Regions from separate parts of the Homo sapiens genome. Here region 2 is linked to region 1. A link is an interaction called in ENCODE POLR2A ChIA-PET data of the cell type or tissue named here. Cell type or tissue: B cell. All regions are shown on one strand. Links, peaks and the distances in the headings refer to the core of each region. The heading gives the core; the rest is flanking DNA.

Region 1 (7,636 bases), core at 1,879-6,878:
CCAGTCTGGGCACATTGTATTTCTATCAGACAGCAGTGTTCTGCTGTAAATAATGCTCAGTAAACATTTTAGCCAGGTGTGGTAGCACATGCCTGTAGTCCCAGCTACTCAGGAGGCTGAGGTGGGAGGGTCCCTTGAACTCAGGAGTTCAAGACCAGCCTGAGCAACATAGTGAGACCCCATCTCTAAAATAAAATAAAATAAAATAAAATAAAATAAAATAAAATAAATGAATAAATAAAATAAAAAGAAAGTGGGGCCAGGTGTGGTGGCTCATGCCTGTAATCCCAGCACTTTGGGAGGCTAAGGTGGGTGGGTTGCTTGAGGTCAGGGTTTGAGACCAGCCTGGTCAACGTGGTGAAACCCCATCTCTACTAAAAATACAAAAAGTAGCCGGGCATGGTGGTGCACGCCTGTAGTCCCAGCTACTTGGGAGGCTGAAGCAGGAGAATAGCTTGAACTTGGGAAGCAGAGGTCGCAGTGAGCCGAGATGGCACCACTGCACTCCAGCCTGGGTGACAGAGCAAGATTGTCTCAAAAAAAAAAGGAAAGAAAAATAGAATAAGTTTATAGTATAAGGCAGTGGTTCTCAACTGGTGATGATTTTGACACTTAATTGACATTTGGCAGTGTCTGGGGACATTTGTGGTTGTCATTACTTGGGAGGAATGTACTACTGACGTCTAGTAAATACAGACCAGAGATTTTGCTAAACATCTCACAGTGTACAGGACAGGACAGCATCCCCTGAATACAAAGAATTTTCCAGCCCCAAGTACCAATGAACCAAGGTGGAAGAACATCGGTGTATAATAAGTGTCTGATAAATGTCAGTGTAGCCCTAGCTTAAGGTTTTGGTGTTTTTTGTTTCTTGTTTTTCATCTTAAAGGCCCTGAAAAGTCCTGTAGGAAAGAAACACGTGTGATTTTGCTGGTGGGAGCAAGACGTGCCCAAGGCCGGGGCTGGGGAGGTAGAGAGGAGGGTTTGGATTTGGGAGATATCAGGAAGTTGAAAGCCAAGGACGCATTAAATGTGGGGTGAGGGCGTAAAGAAAGGGAGGGAGGGTGATTTCTCACTGCCTTGGGGGCAGGGAGGAGGGGAGGTGTGGGTGAGATGTTGAGAATTGTGGGAGATGCCCAGGGTGCAGTGGGGCCCGTGGCAGCCGCTGTTGCAGTCTTCAGGTGGCCCTGGAAGCCGTCACGGGGTAGGGTGGCCTGGGGTGGGGGTGGGGCATGTCCATTTACAAGGAGACGCCTGTGGGAGGAAGGTTTCTGGAAGAAGGAGGCACTGGGCACAGAGCCCAGGCGAGATACGGGCCCACAGATATGCTTTGGAGGTCCCTGCTGGCCTTGGGGAGACCGGAAGCCATGAGGGCAGCATCGAGCTCAGGGAAATTGAGGGAGAGGTGGAGGGGGGCTGGGAGGGCAGGGAGGAAGTGAGCCTGAAATACCTCTTCTTTCAAGGAGCCAAGATGAGAGGGGCAAAAAGAAGGTCCAAGTCTACATGCGGGTGGCGCGTTAAGTGGGACGGTCCAGTGTGGTTTTAGAAGGTGGGAAAGGAGCCAGGACAGGGAGGGACAGAAGGCAGCCAAGAGTGCCTGGGTCCTCACAGGTGGAGAAGTCCCGTTCAAATATGTTCTGAAGCACTAGAACCCCTTACCCTGTTCTTTCTTTTCTTTTTTTTTCTTTCTTTCTTTTTTTTTTTTTTAAGACAGAGGCTTGCTCTATCACCCAGGCTGGAGTGCAGTGGCGCAATCTCAGCTGGCTGCAACCTCTGCCTCCCAGATTTAAGCGATTCTCCGGCCTCGGCTTCCCGAGTAGCTGGGATTATAGGCGTGTGCCACCATGCCCAGCTCATTTTTGTATTTTTAGTAGAGATGGGGTTTCACCATGTTGACAAGGCTGGTCTTGAACTCCTGACCTTAAAAGATCTGCCTACCTTGTTTTCCCAAAGTGCTGGGATTACAGGCATGAGTCACTGCACCCGGCCCCCACCCCGTTCTTTCAAACACACACACAGAACCCCAATATACAAAACAAGTCTGGGCACAGTGGCTTACCCCTATAATCCCAGCACTTTGGGAAGCCAAGGCAGGTGGATCACTTGAGGCCAGGAAATTCGAAACCAGCCTGAGCAACATGGTGAGGCTTCCATCTTTATAAAAAAATTTAAAAATTGGCTGGGTGTGGTGGCACGTGCCTGCGGTCCCAGCTACTCAGGAGGCTGAGGCAGGGAGGATCCCTTGAGCCCAGAGTTCAGGTTGCAGTGAGCCATGATCGTGCCACTGCACTCCAGCAAAAACTCAAACAAACAGAGAAGGCTGTGCAGGCTGGGCGTGGTGGCTCACGCCTGTAATCCCAGCACTTTGGGAGGCCAAGGTGAGCAGATCGCTTGAGGTCAGGAGTTCAAGACCAGCCTGGCCAAAATGGTGATAACCCTGTTTCTACAACATACAAAAATTAGCCGGGTATGGCAGCATCGCACCTGTAATCCCAGCTACTTGGGAGTCTGAGGCAGGAGAATCATTCGAGCCCGGGAGGCAGAGGTTGCAGTGAGCCAAGATTGCACCACTGCCCTCCAGCCTGGGCGACAGAGAGACTCTTATCTCCAAAAAACCGCAAAAGCTGTGCAGATTAGAACAAGAGCTGGACAGATTCCCTGCTGTTGATTTCAGTCACCTCTTCCCCGACCCCTGCCAAGCCTTCCTGGCCTTCTCCTCTCCACTCTTGGTCCTACGTGGATTTCTGCCCCCAGCCCACTGTCCACCTGGGGCTTCCTCACGCCTCTTCCCATTGTCCTATTTAGGGACCTCAGGCTGTCTCTATGATGTGACCTCACCATCTCTCTAAGCCCCAGCCTTTCACATAATCTGCCTCAAGGATGTCCTCAAAGCCCCTCACATTCAATTTCACCCCTTCACCTCCCATTCCTCCTGCACCCAAGCTCAGTCATTACCCCTCTCTTCCCTCTTCCCCCTCAGACCCAGCAAGGTCCTGGCTACCTCCCTCTCTGTCCCTTGCCTCCTCCCTTCAATCACCAGGTTTACATCACTCAACTCCCTCGATGTGCCTGTGGTGTGCCCACCTCCCCTGCTCGCCTGTGTGCCCCCCACTCATCCCCCCCTGCCTGCAAGCTAAGAGAGGGCGTCCAGTTTGCTGGGTCTAACCCCAGTCCTGGTGTTGAAGAGTTATTTGGCCTGGGGCAAGGGACTTTCCTTCTCTGTGCCTCAGTTTCCTCCTCTGTAACATGGGGGTTGCCAATTGGGCCCTGGCTGCCTCCTAGCGTTGATGTAAGGCTCAGTGAGTCTACATTGGCAAGAGCAGGAAGGCTCTTAGGATTGCCGATGTTATTGTCTTTCCTGGGACCTACAAGAGCCAGTCCAGCTGGCCTGGTATTGGGGGTAGCCTCCCCTCCTTTCCACTCTAAGTGCCCATCAGCTCCCTGAGGCACCGTGTTCTCTCCCACCTGCTGGGCTTTGCATCTGCAGGCCCCTCTGCCTACAACGCCATCACCCCTTCCTCCAGCAAACTCCTGCACATCTGCACTCTCAGCCCAGATCCCCTTTCTCCTTTCCCAATGCCATCCTCCCTGGTCCAGACACACTCTTAATCCGGGCCATGTGGTGTGTGTGTGTGTGTGTGTGTGTGTGTGTTGTATCTGGTGACCCTGACCCCCGTGTTTCCCCTCTATGCCCCCACAGAGCACGTGCCCCCGGAGCTGTGGGAGCCCTTCTATACCGACCAGTACGCGCAGGAGCATGTGAAGCCCCCGGTGACACGGCTGCTGCTCTCAGCCGAGCTCTACTGCAGAGCCTGGCGCCAGGCACTGCCACAGCTTGAAACACCCCCCAACCCCTCTGCACTGCTGGCCCTGCTGGCGCGGAGGGGCACAGTGCCTGCTTTGCCCGAGCGCCCGGTGCGCGAGGCCGACCTGAGGCACCAGCCCATTCTCATGGTAGGCCCCGCCACTGCCTGTTAGACCACGCCTACCATGCTCAGCTCCTCCCCTCAAGCTCCTCCCGCCAGTCCTGGCTCCTCCCAAGTTCCCTCTATCAGTCTTGGCTCCTTTCAAGCTTTGTCGATTAAGCCTAGCTCCTCCCATCAGGCTTGGCTCCTCCCCCAGGTTCCTCCCACCAGGCCTGGCTCCTCCCCTCAAGCGCTATTAAGCCTAGTTCCTCCCACGAGGTCTGGCTCCTCCCCTCAAGCGCTATCCATTAAGCCTAGCTCCTATCAGTCTTGGCTCCTTCCCTTAAGCTATGTCCATCAAACCTAGCTCCTCCTATCATCAGTCTTGGCTCTGTCCCTTAAGCTCTGTCCATCAAACCTAGCTCCTCCCACCAGTCCAGGCTCCTCCCCTCAAGCTCTGTTCATTAAGCCTAGCTCTTCCCCCCAGCCCTGGCTCCTCCCCTCAAGCTCTTCCCATCAAGCCTGGCCCCTCCCATCAAACCCAGCTCCCCAAAAAGGCGCTACTCTGGCCCTTGAGGATTTGTGTACACAGCCCACCCTATCCTAACGCCTAGCATCTGACCTCAAAGTCCCACCCATCGTGCGTGGCTTTTCCGGGACCCCATTTCTTGTTCCTTCCCTTAAGGCCCCACCCATGAACCACTGGCCCCGCCCCCTCAAGCCCCACCCCCCCCGTCAAGTCCCTCCCATCTGCAGGTTCTTCCTTTTCCCAGGCCCTTGGGGGCCGAGGTGCGCCTCCTGCAGCTCTCAGGTCTCACCCTCTAGCGCTTGCCCCCACAGGGAGCCCACCTAGCTGTCATTGATGCCCTCATGGCTGCCTTTGCCTTCGAGTGGACAAAGACCCTGCCAGGTCCCTTGGCCCTGACCAGCTTGGAGCACAAGCTGCTTTTCTGGGTGGACACGGTAGGTGGGGTTGGGCCTGGGGTGGGTTCGGGGACCAGCATCGTCCAGTGGCCAGACCACTGACCCCCTCCCTGCCCTCCAGACCGTCCGGCGGCTGCAGGAGAAGACCGAGCAGGAAGCGGCCCAGCGAGCCTCTCCAGCAGCCCCTGCAGACGGGGCGGCCCCGGCGCAGCCCTCGGTGAGGCCAGGGCATAGAACCGTCAGAAGGATGGGGGACCGGAGATCTGGGAGGGCAGGGCTGTGCTTCCTGGACACTCCTGAAGTGGGGAGGGGGCTAGAGGTGACACACTCTCTCTTTCTTCCCCCCTCTCTCAATCTCTCTGTGCCCTGCCCGTCCCCTGTGCCGGTACCCGCTGCCCTCCTCTCTGCCTCTCTGGCCTCAGTGCCCTACGCGCTGGTACTGGAAGCTGGTTCCTGTAAGTGGGGCTGTCTGTCCGCCCCGTCTGCCTGCCCTGCTTGTAGCTCTGTCTGTCTGTATGTCTGTTTCTGCCTGCCTGTCTGCGCGCCCTCTCATACCTCCCCAAGCTGTGAGCAAAGGAGGTTGGACCCCAGTCCTGGGAGACAGGGAGAACCCCTCTGTGAACCAAGAGAAGGGTAGAATCTCGGCCATTAACTGAGAGGGCAGACCCCTCCCCCAGCGAACTGATGGGTGGGGACGAACTTCCCCTCCCGTTATTCAGAAGGGCAAGCCCTCCCCGTTCCCATTAATGAAGAGGGTGGGACCCCCTGAACCTGTCCCCCTTAGCCGAGGTGGGGAGACCACATAAATTTCTGAAGGGGGGACCTGCAGCCCATCACAAACGTGGATCCTGACCCTAGCAGGCAGGGCACCCTCTGGCCAAGGGGAAGACCCTCCAATGCAGAAGAAGATAGAATAACTTTCCTAACTGAGACCCCCAGCTTCCCTAGAGAAAAATCCCAGCTTTGAAAAGGAGGAGGAGGCCCATCCCTGAAGCTGGAAGTTGAAATTTCTCTCTTCCCTGAATGAGCTGTGTGACCTTGCAGAAGTATCTAAACCTCTCTGTGCTTCATATAAATTACTCCCATAGTAGATAAACAAGGAGGAAGTGGGGGAGGTTTTGGGCTGGCTGGCGTCCCCACCTTTGCTCACTCCTTCCCCCACCCTGGGGCCTGGGTTGGGAGGTTCCCTTCCTGCCTACCCGCTTCCTCTGCATCCTCTCCCCAAGCTGGGGGCCTGGGTCTTTTGTGGGAGGAGGATTCCCCGCATAAGAGGGGGTTCCTACTCTGTGGGGTCCCTTGGGGCTGGGAGGAGCTGGGGTTCGCGAAGCCGGCCAGAGCAGTCAGGGAGCTGGACGGCCGGGGCTCAGGACCAGGGTCAGGGCTACCCCCTCCCCCCCAAGGTGGGCTTGGGGGCCCAGCAGGTCAGCACCCCTCCCCCTTGCTGATGGCTGCTCCTCTCCCCCCAGCACGCAATTGCCTTCTGTTTGAAGGAGTCGGGGAGCAAACCCCCCATGGTAATGTATCCCCCGCCCCGGGGTCCCAGGAGTCCCTGTCCCCAGCCCCCGCTGCTGGCCTGGCTGCTCGAAGACATCTCCTCTGCCTCTTGCTGCTGCCCCTCCCCTGCTCCAGGCTGGCCCCCCAACTCTGTCTCTGGGACCCCCAGCTTCCCGCCCCCTCATGGCGGAAACCCCAGGCCTCCCTGCCCAGCCTGCATGACCGCTGACCCTGGGGGCCAGCCTGGCCACTCACCTGACCTGGCTCCCATCTGCAGATCCGATACCGCAAGGACCGTGTGGTGGCGCGACGTGCCCCCTGCTTCCCGACGGTGACCAGCCTCCAGGACCTGGCCAGTGGGGCCGCGCTGGCCGCCACCATCCACTGCTATTGTCCCCAGCTGCTTCGACTTGAGGGTGAGTAAATGGATGTGGAACAGATCTTGTGCCGGGGAGCTGGGCATCCTAAGTCCCAGCCCCTAGACCCTCCATCCCCAGGTCCGCGAGACCAGCAACGATGCAGTGGTCATGAGGGCAGCTTCCGGAACTGGCAGGCCTGAGTTTGTGTCTCTCTCTTCCCCAATGAGCTTTGTGACCTCACACAAGTATATAAACCTCTCTGTGCTTCCAGGAGTTCATTCCTGCAGCAGATGAAACGTATGGAGTGTGGACTGTGTGCCAGACCTTGTTTTAGGCACTGGGGATCCAGCCAGAATAGAGACACACTCCCCACTTCACAGACGGCTCTAGCTGGGAGAGAAAGATACTAAGTTTATCCAAAAGTACTTTTTTTTTTTTTTTTTTGAGACGGGAGTCTTGCTCTGTTGCCCAGGCTGGAGTGTAATGGCATGATCTCGGCTCACTGCAACCTCCACCTCCCAGGTTCAAGCCATTCTCCTGCCTCAGCCTCCTGAGTAGCTGGGACTACAGCCACACGCCACCACGCCTGGCTAATTTTTGTATTTTTAGTAGAGACGGGTTTCACCGTGTTGGCCAGGCTGGTGTCGAATTCCTGACCTCAAGTGATCTGCCTACCTTGGCCTCCCTAAGTGCTGGGATTGCAAGTGTGAACCACTGCACCCGGCCCAGAAGTACTTTTTGCATACTGGGTAGTCCTAAAGGCAATGGGTGGTCAGAAAAAGCTTTTTTTAAAAAAACTCTTTTTTCTTTTTTATTAAAAAAAAAATTATAGGGCTGGGTGTGGTGGCTCACGCCTGTAATCCCAGCAGTTTGGGAGGCCGAGGCGGGTGGATCACGAGGTCACGAGTTCAAGACCAGCCTGGCCAGGATGGTGAAACCGTCTCTACTAAAAAT
Region 2 (6,928 bases), core at 718-5,717, 1.3 Mb before region 1:
GTGCCCGCCACCCCACCTGGCTAATTTTCTTTTATTTTTTGTAGAGAAGGGGTCTCACTATGTCACCCAGGCTGGTTGCAAGCTCCCAGCCTCAAGTGATCCTCCCACCATAGCCTAAAGTGTTGAAATTACAGGTATGAACCACTGCACCCAGCCCCTTTTCCTGTAAAAATAGTATCTCCCAAGTTTGAACTGGGCACACAGCTTACCCAGTGAAAGACTACATTTCCCAGCCTTCGCTGCAGTTCACTGTGGCCTTGTGGCCTTTTGACCTGCTCTGGCCAATGAGATAAGAATGTAAATGACATCTACTACTTCCAGGTCAGTCCTTTCAAAAACCACGTAAGGAAAGCTTGCCCCCTTTCCTCTTCCTGTGGGCTGAAATGTGGCCATGGATGTCATGAGTTGACCTTGCCCTTGCAGACAAGGAAAGACGATGCAGTACCTTTTTGACAAACAGCATGAAGCAGAAATGATACTGTGTGACTTCTGAGGTTAGGTCATAAAAGGAACTGTGGCTTCCACCTTTCTCTATCTCATAGGACAAGACGTCCAGATCCTAGGCCACCACACAAGAAGACTGGCTACCCTTGAAGCCACCACGCTGGAGAAACCATGTGTAGAGACCACACTGAGATGGAGAGAGATGCCAGAGGAGGGCCAGTGGTTCAATTCTTCCCTATACAGTCATCAGACACATGAGTGAATGAAACTTCAGGTGATGGCCGGGCATGGTGGCTCACGCCTGTAATCCCAGCACTTTGGGAGGCTGAGGCAGGTAGATCACCTGAGGTCAGGCGTTCAAGGCCAGCCCAAAAAACATAGTGAAACTCTACAAAACAGTATGTAAATATATATTGTGAATATATATATATATATAATATGTGAATATATATTTCACAATAATGTAAAACAATACAAAAATTGGCCAGGTGCAGTGGATCACACCTGTAATCCTAGCACTTTGGGAGGCTGAGGCAGGCAGATCACTTGAGGTCAGGAGTTTGAAACCAGCCAGGGCAACATGGTGAAATCCCATCTCTACTAAAATACAAAAAAATAGCTGGGTGTAGTGGTGGGTGCCTGTAATCCCAGCTACTTGGGAGGCTGAGGTGGGAGAATTGCTTAAACTCAGGAGGCAGAGGTGGTAGTGAGCCGAGATCACGCCATCGCACTCCAGCCTGGGCAACAGACTAAGACTTCACCTCAAAAAAAAAAAAAAAAGGTCACAAGAACATTTGCACCCAAAATTAAATGACTCAAGACCCCGACGTGCTGACATCAGACTTTGACTCCCCACAAAGTGTCTCCCTGATATGTCTGAGCCGCGACAAGTCTCTCATATGACAAATACTTATATAATATGGGTGGAAATGTAAATGGGTACAACCTCTACGGAAAACAGTATGCAGAATTTTCAAAGAACTAAAATTAGGACTACCATTTGATCCAGCAATCCCGCTACTGAGTATCTACCCAAAGGAAACGAAATCATTATACTAAAATATACCTGCGTTCATATGTTTATTGCAGCACTGTTCACACAGGTGAAGATATGAAATCAACCCAATGATTGGATAAAGAAGATGTGGTATATATACACAATGGAATTTTATTTATTTATTTATTTATTTATTTATTTATTTTTGAGATGGAGTATTGCTCTGTCGCCCAGGCTGGAGTGCAGTGGCGCGATCTCAGCTCACTGCAAGCTCCGCCTCCTGGGTTCACACCATTCTCCTGCCTCAGCCTCCTGAGTAGCTGGGACTGCAGGTGCCTGCCACCACGCCCAGCTAATTATTTTTTTGTAGTTTTAGTAGAGACGGGGTTTCACCGTGGTCTCAATCTCCTGACCCCATGATCCGCCCGCCTCGGCCTCCCAAAGTGCTGGGATTACAGGTGTGAGCCACTGCACCCGGCCTTATTTATTTATATTTATTTATTTATTTATTTATTTATTGAGACAGGGTCTCTCTCTGTTGCCGAGGCTGGAATGCAGTGACACGATCATGGGTCACTGCAGCTTCGACATCCCAGGTTCAAGTAATCCTCCCACCTCAGCCCTCCAAGTAGCTGGGACTACAAGCATGCACCACCATGTCCAGCTAATTTTTGTTTTGTTTTGTTTTGTTTTTTGAGACAGAGTCTCACTCCGTCGCCCAGGCTGGAGTACAGTGGCGCGATCTCGGCTCACTGCAAGCTCCGCCTCCCGGGTTCATGCCATTCTCCTGACTCAGCCTCCCCAGCAGCTGGGACTACAGGTGCACGCCGCCACACCTGGCTAATTTTTTGTATTTTTAGTAGAGGCGGAGTTTCACCGTGTTAGTCAGGATGGTCTCGATCTCCTGATCCTGTGATCCACCCTCCTCGGCTTCCCAAAGTGCTGGGATTACAGGCTTGAGCCACCACGGCCAGCCTAATTTTTGTATTTTTTGTACAGATGGGATTTGGCCATGTGGCCCAGGCTGGTCTCTAACTCCAGGACTCAAGCAATCCACCCGCCTTGGCCTCCCAAACTGCTGGGATTACAGGCATGAGCCACCACACCTGGCCTGGAATACTATTTAGCCATTAAAAAAAGAATGAGCCCAGGTGTGGTGACTCACACCTGTAATCTCAGCACTTGGGGAGGTTGAGACAGGCAAATCACGAAGTCAGGAATTCGAGACCAGCCTGGCCAACATGGTGAAACCCCATCTCTACAAAAAATACAAGAATTAGCCAGGCATGGTGGTGTGTGCCTGTGAGTCCAGCTACTCGGGAGGCTGAGGCAGGAGAATCACTTGAATCTGGGAGACAGAGGTTGCAGTGAGCTGAGATTGTTGCACTGCACTCCAGCCTGGGTGAGAGAACGAGACTCCGTCTCAAAAAAAGAAAAAAGAATGAAATAGGCCAGGTGTGATGGTTCATGCCTGTGATTCCAGCAATTTGGGAGGCTGAGGCAGGAGAATTGCCTGAGGACAAGAGTTCGCAACCAGCCTGGGCAACATAGTGAGACCCCACCTCCATAAAAAATAAATTTAGAAAATTAGCCAAACATACTGGCATGTGCCTGTAGTCTTAACTACTTGAGAGGCTGAGGAGGAAAGATTGCTTGAGCACAGGAGTTGGAGGCTGCAGGAGCTGTGATTGTGCCACTTCACTCCAACCTGGGTGACAGAGTGAAACCCTGTCTCACACACACACACAAAGAATGAAATGCCTTTGCGGCAACATGGATGGAACCGGAGGACATGATCTTAAGTGAAACAACTCAGAAACAGAAAATCAAATATCGGGCCGGGCGCGGTGGCTTGCACCTGTAATCCCAGCACTTTGGGAGGTGGAGGTGAGTGGATCATGAGACCAAGAGTTCGAGACCAGCCTGGCCAACATGGTGAAACCTTGCCTCTACTAAAGATACAAAAAATTAGCCGAGCATGGTGGTGCATGCCTATAATCCCAGCTACTCCAGAGGCTGAGACAGGACAATCGCTTGAATCCAGGAGGCAGAGGTTGCAATGAGCCGAGATCGCACCACTGCACACCAGTCTGGGCGACAGAGCGAGACTCCCTCTCAAAAAAAAAAAAAAAAGAGGTCAGACTTCACCACCACACAATACATACATGTAACAAAACTGCACTTGTACTTCTTCAATTTATACAAACAAAAGAAAAACATGAAACTGTCACATGAGCTCAGAAACAAGTCTCTTTCCCTCCCCATCTTTTTTTTTTTTTTTTTTTTTCTGAGATGGAGTCTCACTCTGTCACCCAGGCTGGAGTGCAGTGGTGCAATCTCGGTTCACTGCAACCTCCGCATCCTGGGTTCAAGCGATTCTCCTGCCTCAGCCTCCCAAGTAGCTGGGACTACAGGCGCGTGCCACCATACCCGGCTAACTTTTGTATTTTTAGTAGAGACGGGGTTTCACCATGTTGGCCAGGCTGTTTTCAAACTCCTGACCTCAAGTGATCTACCCACCTTGGCCTCCCAAAGTGCTGGGATTACAGGCGTGAGCCACTGCACCCAGCCCCAGTTATTCCTTTATAGCAACACAAACTGAACTAAGACAGGTGTGGAAAGAAAAACAAGTGATTGATATGAAATGGACAATGTCAGTAAACAGATTACGACTACAGTTCTGGACTGCAAGCGCTTCTCTTCAGTGGTCCAAGGACAGATGGGACAGGGGCCATGCCAACGCCTCCATGCGCCTCTTCTCAGCCCGTGGCCCTAGTTCAGTTGCCTCCATTTGTGCTGATGCACACATACTCCCAAACAAACACAATGTTCCCTCTGCCTCCAACCAAACACCAGCCCTTGAATATCAACGCGTGCCTGAAGATACTGACCCAACCAGTCTCCCAGATTCAAAAGCATCCATTAAAACGTGTCTGGGCCTTCAATAAATAAAGTCTAAACTCTTAAACTTGGCGTATAAATTCCTTCCATAACTCATCTCTCTCCAACTTTTTTTGTTGTTGTTTTGTTTTTTGTTTGTTAGTTTTGTTTTTGTGTTTTTTTTCTTTTTGAGACAGAGTCTTGCTCTATCACCCAGGCTGGAATCCAGTGGGGCAATCTTGGCTCACTGCAACCTCCACCGCCCGGGTTCAAGCAATTCTCCTGCCTCAGCCTCCCGAGTAGCAGGGATTACAGGCACTCACCACCATGTATGTCTAATTTTTGTATTTTTAGTAGAGGCAGGGTTTCATCATATTGCCCAGGCTGGTCTCGAACTCCTGAACAAAGCAGATCCACTCACCTCAGCCTCTAAAAATCTCCATTTAAAACATGTTCAGGCTGGGCGCGGTGGCTCACACCTGTAATCCCAGCACTTTGTGAGGGTGAGGCGGGCAGATCATGAGGTCAGGAGATCGAGACCATCCTGGCTAACACGGTGAAACCCCGTCCTAAAAAAAACAAAAAAAAAGTACAAAAAATTAGCCGGGCATGGATTACAGCTCACGCCTGTAATCCCAGCACTTTGGGAGGCCGAGGTGGGCCGATCACCTGAAGTCGGGAGTTCGAGACCAGCCTGGCCAACATGGAGAAACCCCATCTCTACTAAAAATACAAAATTAGCCAGGTGCGGTGGCGCATGCCTGTAATCCCAGCTACTCAGGAGGCTGAGGTAGGAGAATCGCTTGAACCTGGGAGGCAGAGGTTGCAGTGAGCTGAGATCACACGATTGCATTCCAGCCTGGGTGACATAGTGAGACTCTGTCCCCCCAAAATAAATAAAAAATAAAAAATAGGCCAGGCACAGTGGCTCATGCCTGTAATTCCAGCACTTTGGAAAGCTCAGGCAGGCGGATCATGAGGTCACGAGATCGAGACCATCCTGGCTAACACAGTGAAACACCGTCTCTACTAAAAATACAAAAAAAAAAAAAAAATAGCTGGGTGTGGTGGCAGGCGCCTGTAGTCCCAGCTACTTGGGAGGCTGAGGCAGAAGAATGGCGTGAACCCGGGAGGCGGAGGTTGCAGTGAGCTGAGATCGTGCCACTGCACTCCAGCCTGCGCAACAGAGCAAGACTCCGTTTCAAAAAAAATAAATAAATAAATAAAAATAAAATTATTCCTAACTCATCTCTCTCCAACTCAAAAAGAAAAAGAAAAAAAAAAGAAAACAAAGATGGAAAGACTAGACGGGTGGTGGTGATTAAGAGGGTGCTCCCCTGCTGCCTGGCCCTGTGACTAATGCCTCTTGGTTTCTCTTCGCTTGTATCAGTAAAAGCAGGACACATCATCAATGGTACCTTGCAGGCTGATGCGGGCCATGCACAAGATGAGGCATTGCAGAAGTGCATTGCCCAGGATGTGGTATGAGCTCAAAAAATAGCTGGGGCTGCTGCTGTTGTTATTGTTGAAGGAGATAATAATAATAACAGGCCTGTTATGGGTATCGTTATTCCAAGCTTAGGGGCCAGCAGAGTCCAGCCAGGAGTTATCAACAGTGTCCCTAAGCGCTCAGAAGGAGGACAGAGACTGTGGGTGGAGATACTGACTAATGGGGGACCCCGACTAATGGAGTTTCCGATAACATCGGAAACTGCCTGGATGCCAGGGTCTCCCTCCCTGCCTTCCGGGGCTCAGCCCCCACGTTCCCTGCTTCTCATCCCACCCAGGCTCTGCCAGGCGGGGGAGACACCTGTCTGGGATCCCATCCAAAGCCAGCCCAGTCCTGAACTCTGGACACAAGTGAGCTGGACCTTCTTGGTCCCAGCTCCAGCAGGTGACATCACCTCCCTCCCTTCCTTCATTCATTCGTTCATTCATTCATTCATTCATTTGTCCAAGCATCCCTTGAGTACCTACTATGTGCTCAAGGACCATACCAGTGTCTGAAAACAAAGTCCCTGCCTTCTCGGGGTGTATACAGTCAGGACAGCAGGGGACCTCCTGTGCCTGGTTTTCCTGCTCCTACTTCCAGAGGCTGCTGTGAGGATTACAGAGTTAAGTGCCACGGGACCAGGGAGCTCTGTGTGTTTTGCCCCCTCCCCACCCTGTATCTAGAACACTCTCTGGCACACAGTAGGCGCCTAATACATTTTAGTAGAAAAGAATACACATAAATAATACAGAAGGGGCCAGGCGCAGTGGCTCATGTCTGTAATCCCAGCACTTTGGAAGGCTGAGGTGGGCAGATCACTTGAGGTCAGGAGTTCAAGACCAGCCTGGCCGACATGGAGAAACCCTGTCTTTACTAAAAATACAAAATTAGCCGGTGTGGTGGTGGATGCCTGTAGTGCCAGCTACTCAGGAGGCTGAAACAGGAGAATCGCTTGAACGTGGAGGCTGCAGTGAGCTGAGATCGCACCATTGCACTCCAACCCCTGTGACAGAGAGAGATTCTGTCTCAAAAAAAAAAAAAAAAAAGGAAAGAAAGAAAAGTTTGTTGAATACATCTCCAACATCTCCTCATTCTTCGTCCTCATTGCCAAAGCT

What was found. Peaks named below come from ENCODE experiments on the same cell type or tissue, not always from the same donor. Only the 100,000 strongest peaks of a DNase experiment are listed, where the experiment ranks them.
Region 2: POLR2A ChIA-PET joins it to region 1 with 5 read pairs; 2 of 35 experiments call an interaction of 5 or more read pairs at or near these places.

What each region holds. Positions count from the first base shown.
Region 1 is chr19:7,601,526-7,609,161 of GRCh38, forward strand. It overlaps CAMSAP3 (calmodulin regulated spectrin associated protein family member 3), which reads left to right. Exons shown (of 17, transcript NM_020902.2): 2 at 3,701-3,954; 3 at 4,746-4,868; 4 at 4,951-5,046; 5 at 6,601-6,739. Among named protein-coding and RNA genes, the nearest start is that of CAMSAP3, 9.5 kb to the left of the region's middle. RefSeq lists enhancers at 3,366-3,867, 3,868-4,367, 3,918-4,212. In B cell, for the core only: no CTCF peak of the experiment used is centred there; a DNase peak (open chromatin) is centred at 4,196; H3K27me3 peaks cover 1,699 bases.
Region 2 is chr19:6,313,262-6,320,189 of GRCh38, forward strand. The region is part of intron 1 of ACER1 (alkaline ceramidase 1); the gene reads right to left. Among named protein-coding and RNA genes, the nearest start is that of ACER1, 17 kb to the right of the region's middle. In B cell, for the core only: no CTCF peak of the experiment used is centred there; no DNase peak of the experiment used is centred there.